Regions from separate parts of the Homo sapiens genome. Here region 2 is linked to region 1. Evidence: chromatin contacts called from ENCODE Hi-C data. All regions are on one chromosome and are shown on one strand. The core of a region is the stretch at or near the end of the contact, and the rest is flanking DNA. Distances in the headings are between cores, read along the strand shown.

What was found. A loop is a pair of places that touch in the nucleus more often than their neighbours do. Pooled maps may share reads with other maps.
Region 2: a pooled map of psoas muscle shows a loop between it and region 1 (26-fold over the local background). The contact joins two enhancer-like sites. A Hi-C loop is called at or near these places in 2 of 50 pooled maps.

The regions. Positions count from the first base shown.
Region 1 is chr16:74,626,174-74,629,591 of GRCh38, forward strand. RFWD3 (ring finger and WD repeat domain 3) reads right to left here. Exons shown (of 13, transcript NM_018124.4): 11 at 2,279-2,493; 12 at 170-381. Among named protein-coding and RNA genes, the nearest start is that of GLG1, 21 kb to the left of the region's middle. Within about 2 kb of position 1,543, at least 4 of the 41 ENCODE cell types and tissues checked have a DNase peak (open chromatin) inside an H3K27ac peak, as active enhancers do.
Region 2 is chr16:81,292,731-81,296,148 of GRCh38, forward strand. No RefSeq gene overlaps it. Among named protein-coding and RNA genes, the nearest start is that of GAN, 21 kb to the right of the region's middle. Within about 2 kb of position 1,686, at least 2 of the 41 ENCODE cell types and tissues checked have a DNase peak (open chromatin) inside an H3K27ac peak, as active enhancers do.

The DNA.
Region 1 (3,418 bases), core at 293-2,792:
TGGAAACCAAGCAATCTCACATACACACATATGCGGATATGTGGGATTACAGAGCAGAACTTACACTTTTTTGCTATATGAGCTTCTGTAAAAAAAGTTCATGTTTTCCCTTACCAATATTTTAAGCAAAACTACTTTTTATATGAAAGTAAAAAAGTAACAGGCTCACCAGGGCAGAATTTGCTGCTTCATCCCCAGTACACACCAGGATGTTGCCATCATTCTCTGGGCTTTGGAAAATGGCATTTTTGGTCAATAGTTTGCAAGTAGGTCCTCCAAAAAATGTATGTACAGGCTGGCAGGAGCAGATTGGATTTCCAGTGTCATCCAGTCGGTAGGACATTTCCATCAGCACACTTCGTATGGTGGTGTGATTTTTATCTATGGGACAGAGAAATCAGTGCTGCACCATGGGGACGCTACACAAAAAATTAACCAAGTACCCAAACCTCACACGCTTACAACCTAGTTGGATGGAAAAGCCATAAATGCATTAAACCATCAAGAACAGTTACAAAACAAATGAAAGAACAATATCACAGCATCAATGAAATTTAGAACCGTAGGCTAGCATCAGTGAAATTTAGAACCATAGGCTAGGAATCAAGTTATCTACAATAGCTTTTTGCTTAAGAGAAAAACAATTCTGTGAGTTGTCTGTTTTAGTAAAATCAGTCTCCTGCCAGACCTCTGCTAGGGGATTTCTCTCTCAAGAATTCTCAGTAAAAGGTTTTTCCCTTCCCCCAGTGAGAACCTCATTAGCCCCTGGGACTGCACATTTTTATAAAGTGAAAGCATGCTATTACAGAAAGGGAAACATGTATCTGAAATTCTGCTGGGAGGCAAACAAAAGCAAGATAACAAAATAGGACCCCCAGGCTTTGTACACCAGTCACAACAAATCACAGTCTTGGAGACAGCCGAGCTGTGGGATGATGAAGAGCCAAAGGGTCTGAAGTGGTACTGGGATGTTTCTCAGCTCAAACAAAACTTAAAAACATGAGTAGACCCACCCACAACTAGCAGAAGTGTGAGCATTTAATGACTAACTCTGACTATACATCTGCCTGACTGTTACAAATGTGTTTAATACAGTTGTTACCTCAGCATCTGTTTTTAGGGCTAGCATAAATTATTTGAAACCCAGATGTACCCTGTCAACTTTGGCCTAGTTAAAACATCCCTTCCCTGAGCAGAGGTTTGAAATATAGCCCACTTGTCCCTCCCCTCCACCCCTACCCCACCCCTAAGGGAGCAGGCCTGTCCTGGATGGCTCCCCCTTCTTCCCATTGGCCCCTGAAGCATGCTGCCCTCTTCTCTGTGGGATCTGTCAAGTAAGCTGATTCCGTTATTTCCTGTGTTTTGTGCACTGCCTCCTTTGTGTCTCACCTGACCAACACACCTGAACCTAACTTGTTTCCTAGTCAGGGCTCTTCTAGAGAGTCACTATCTCAAGGGAAATGAACTAGACACAGTTCAGACAAGAGCCACAAGGGTACCTGCCAGTACAAACAAGTTTCCTGTGAGAGGGACATCTGGTCATGGGTCAGGCAGGCATTAGGCCATCTGCCAGGACAGAGGAGTATCCTGTGAAAGGCAAACTATGAACACCCACAACGAACTCCCTAGTGTTTGGCAGGACAGGGCTAGAGTTTATAGCCACTCTCCTGACAGAGACCTCAAGACCAAATTAGAAAGAAAAAACCTAGAACACTGACCATCAGTACAGTTTACCAGGAATTTAGATTCATGCCGCTTAGCCTAGAAAGAACCTGTGAATGAAGCACAGTCTGCTGTTATGCGTTCCACCTCTGATTCCAGAGGCAGAGATGTTCAGCTGGCTGGGCACACACAGCCACTGTTGTCCATTTCAGTATGCCAGCCGGGCTACTACATGGCTGCCCTAATCTGGGCCTTTCTCTCAGGGGAAGTAAGAGGCAGGCAGAAGATACGAAAGTGATCTCAAGGTGGCTCAATGACCTAGAGCTGGCCCCCTTGTTCCACTACTGTTCTAAACTGTAGGGGCTCCTAAGTGGCTAATTCACTTCCAGGAGTACCTGGCAGAATATGCTCCAGTCCTCACACGTAAGGAGCAGGGAGGCAGGCTCTGTGGGGGAGCTTGGAGCCACCATACTCCCTGTAGTAGCAAGAGCTACAACACACCTCGTTAGCCTGTGAGCGGTACCACAGCCACCCAAAGGGTAGGATCAAACCCTCCTTCCCTTTTCTCTACCACTGTGCTCCCAAATAAGCTATGGGAGACCCCAGCACTACTTACCAGGCCTGTAGGTCACAAGACAGTGCCGGGAGCTGTTCTCTGTCTGAAAGTCTATGCAGCCCCCTGGCTCCAAGGGCAGCACATGAGGCCAATGAGAAAAGTCCATTTTCTGTTCCCAGAATGAAGCATCCTCCAAGGTTCCAGCCAGCACCCCACCATATGGAAATGCAGCTGAGGCAGCTCTGGGCATGTATGACAGGGAGACCAGTGGGCATCTGAAAGGAAAGTAAGGAAACTGTATCTCACACTCCAAAACTCGGACGGCTCCAGACCCCACTACCAGACCTCAAGCACATTCCCACCTCTGCAGAGGAGGTTAAACGCCTTTAGTCACTATCCTCTGATATCTGATAAAAATTATCAACCCTCTCTGTAGAAACAAAAGGACATACATATAATATTCTGCAACTAATTTCAGGTGAGATACCAGATGCTCTAAAAGAAAAGGAAAAAAAGAACTAGGAAATTTAAGGGATACAAGATCACAATTACTATGAAGCTTGACTGATGTGAAGCTTCTGGAAATGGGTTTAGCCACATAAGAAAAGTCAGAAAAGAAACAAAGCTTATATACATAACAAAATAAAGATCCCAAGTTGTAGTTGACAGACCCCACAATTAAAATACAGCTAAAAGCAGCTACATTTTAATTCAGAAACAGGACTGTTTTAGGTTTTCTAAATTTCCTTCTGCAAGCATATGACCAGGACTATGCGCCAAGAATTCTCTCAGAAATATCATCCTTCCGACTGTGTTCCTATCAACTCATTTCTGCTATGAAGTCGTTCGTGCCAAAGTTGCCAAAGTGTCTACTTTGCCTGTTTTATTTTCCCTGTCACAATAAAGGTAATCAAAGTAAACAAAAATAAAAATGAACATTACATACAAATATTCTTTCCTTGCTATTTTAAAACTTGCTGTGTTTGGCTGGGCATGGTGGCTCACGCCTGTAATCCCAGCACTTCGGGAAGCCGAGGTGGGAGAATCACTTGAGGTCACCGGTTTGAGACCAGCCTGGCCAATATGGTGAAACCCCATCTCTACTAAAAATACAAAAGTTAGTCAGGTGTGGTGGCACACGCGTATAGTCCCAGCTACTCGGGAGGTGGAGGATGCAGTGATCCAAGACTGTGCCACTGC
Region 2 (3,418 bases), core at 436-2,935, 6.7 Mb after region 1:
ATATCACAACCAGGATATTGATATTATCCACCAATCTTATTTAGATTTCCCAGTTTTACTTGTACTCATTTGTGTGTATGTGTGTATAGTTCTAGACAAATTCTAGACTGCATCCACCATCACAGGCAAGATACCAAATAGCACGTCAGCACGAGGATCCCTCATGTCACTTTTTTTATCACCAAACCTACCTCCTGCCCTCCTCACCTCCGATCCCTAACCCTTGGCAACCACCATAAAATGGTGTCATTTCAAAAATGTTATGTAAATGGGATGATGCGGTATTAACCTTTTGGGATTGGCCTTTCTCACACAGCAGAATTCCTTGAAGATTCATCCAGTCATGGTGGGTATTCATTCAAGTCATTAGGCATTGGGTGTGTCTGACTCACTACTTTATCCTCAACACTTGTAACACTGCCTCGTGTAATGTAGGCACTCAATACATACTTGTTGAATGAACGAATGCACCAGTTCTCCCAACAGATTCAACTGGTCAATGCATCAACAAGAAATGGATGTCTTACTGGAGAGCTCCTGGGAGATGGGGAAGCGAGTCCCACATGGAGCCCAATGACAACACACACAATTCCCTGCTAAGTTTCCTCACTCCTGCTACCCCTGATCACCCCCTCTCTCTTCTCCTCCCTGTTGGTCCCTCAATACCCCTCCTATCGTTCTCAGCATTTTCATTTTTGCCCTAAGCTTACATACCCTGTTCAACAAAAATGCAAGCCATGGAAATGGCAGGACAAAGACCATCTGCTCTTCCTCAGAATCGTCTTTGGGAACCTCAGTACCTCCAGCCTTGATAAAATGGACGAAGGGGGACCGGGCGTGGTGGCCCACCTCTGTAATCCCAGCACTTTGGGAGGCCAAGGCAGGCAGATCACGAGGTCAGGAGCTCCAGACCAGTCTGGCCAACATGGTGAAACCTCGTCTCTACTAAAAATACAAAAATTAGCCGGGCTTGGTGGTGGGTGCCTGTAATCCCAGCTACTTAGGAGGCTGAGGCAGGAGAATCACGTGAACCCAGGGGGCGGAGGTTGCAGTGAGCTGAGATCGCGCCACTGCACTCCAGCCTGGGTGACAGAGTGAGACTCTGTCTCAAAACAAAACAAAATAAAATAAAGCAGAATAGACAAAAGGGAAATGCCAACTCTAGTGGCCTGAAAAAAGCACGATTAAGGGCTGCGTTTGGGTGGCAGGAATGGAAAAGAATTGAAAAATGTGACAGGCCCTCAACCACTCATTCTTCTACTTTAAATATTTGAGAAGAGGGTAGAATTAAAAAATGCTTCCCCACCTCCATTCTACTAGATTCCTATTGCCTAACAGTACCCAGAACTAGTCATGAAAAAGGGTGCAGTTCTGCGGGGAAGAAAAATATGTCCGTGGTTTGTTTATCTTGTTGAAGATGACAGGTAGAATACCAGACTGATGAGGGAGGCTGGCACACCAAATCTTTCTTTCTCAGTTTCAAAAACACCAAAAGTTGATGCCAAGATATTCAATTTATCTGGGTCCTTAATTCTGACACATTTCATACATAAGCCAGGGTAATTAGCTCAAAACTCCACAAGAGCTATGATGCGTGCTCCGTTCTTGAAGGACCCAAGAGACGCTCCATCTTACCCTCTGAGCCTTCCTTGTTATGTTTCATGTGGGTGGAATATATGACCAGGAAGTTCTGCAGGATTTGTTTATTGCTTTGATAAAGCCACAGCATTTCTCAAGTGCTCTATGCTGCAAGCGTCAGGAACACGCTAGGAAACCCAAATGTTTGCTGACCCACTAACTTTTTCCACCAAAGCTTTCTCTAATTTAATCCCAATTCAGGAATAAGCTGGATAGACACTTGGGCAATCAACTCACGAAAAATCTAAGTGTGTTGGCGTGACATCTACAATATTTGCACAAACACTTCCTCCTGACCAAAGTTCAGCCTGACTCCTTTAAGAAGGTTGCTGGTCCAGGTTAAGTATAAACACCTTTGATGGCTTCTTAAAAACTGTTTAAAGACTGTTTGGGTGGTTTTTAAATGGCCAGGAGATGTCTTTCTCATGACAAATCAGTACATGCAGACCAAAAAGTCATCACCACCGTTCTCAACATCCAACAGTGATGAGATGTATGGCCTCAACACTTGAACTTCTTCCTGGGAGTTTAGACTCAGAGACCCTGCACAGAAAAACACAGCGCCAACTGCCCCAGCTCCTGTGCCACATCAAAAAGCATCCTTTGAGGTCCAGCCCCAGCTAAGAGGCAGATTTTCTTGGACACAACCAGCAAACAGAGATGTGGCGGCACTGTATTCAGCCAGGGTGGGGAAGAGAACAGTTTCTTTCTCATAACTAAGAAAGGCTTTCCCAAGGCCAGGCGCAGTGGCTCATGCCTGTAATCCCAGCACTTTGGGAGGCCGCGGTGGGAGGATCACTTGAGGTCAGGAGATGGAGAACATCCTGGCTAACACGGTGAAACCCAGTCTCCACTAAAAATACAAAAAATTAGCCGGGCTTGGTGGCGGGCACCTGTAATCCCAGCTACTTGGGAGGCTGAGGCAGGAGAATGGCGTGAACCTGGGAGGCGGAGCCTGCAGTGAGCTGAGATCGTGCCACTGCACTCCAGGCTGGGCGACAGAGTGAGACAACGTCTCAAACCAAAAAAAAAAAAAAAAAAGAAAGAAAGAAAGAAAAAGAAAGGCTTCCTGGAGGGCTGGGACTTGAGGACCTGCCTCAGTGGCCAGAGGGAACTGGCAAAGGGCTGGTCCTGCCAGGTTGGGAGTGCAGGGCTAGGATTTGGAGACAGATGTGGTTGCCTGAACAAAGCAGGTGCAGAGGGAATTTCCCAAGAAAGAGCAGTGGACAGAGTCAGGCTTAGGGCTTTTTGTTATTTGCTTTTTGTTTTTTTTCCTGTGTTAAATCTTATCTGTTCATTGTAGAACACGTGGATAAGTTAAAGAAATAAATGAGAAAGATACCACAGTTACATTACCAAAAGGAAACCACTGAAATCATTTTGATATGTTTTTCTCCAGGTGTTTTTGAGTGCGTGTGTGTGGGCAGCGTTTACATATTAGTGATCACCAGTTTATAACCTACTCTTTTTCACTTAACATATGATGCAAGCATTTTCCCAGGTCATTAAATTCTTTTAATGGGTGCATATTATTCCTTCTTGGGGGCATGGTGTAATGTAGACTACCCTACTGTTGGACATTTAGGTTATTTCCAATTTTTGGCTATTATACATAAGGCCCTGATAAGTAACGTCCTGCATAAAATTCTAGAGTTCATCCCCTACCCTGTATTTGGGTGGCTGTTACTGTTATTATCTTCAGCTAGATTCCCCACTGAAAATTTCTGAGCCAAAGAGTAGGAAAACAAGGTAATGGGTGTTTTCTTGAAAGGCCAAAGGT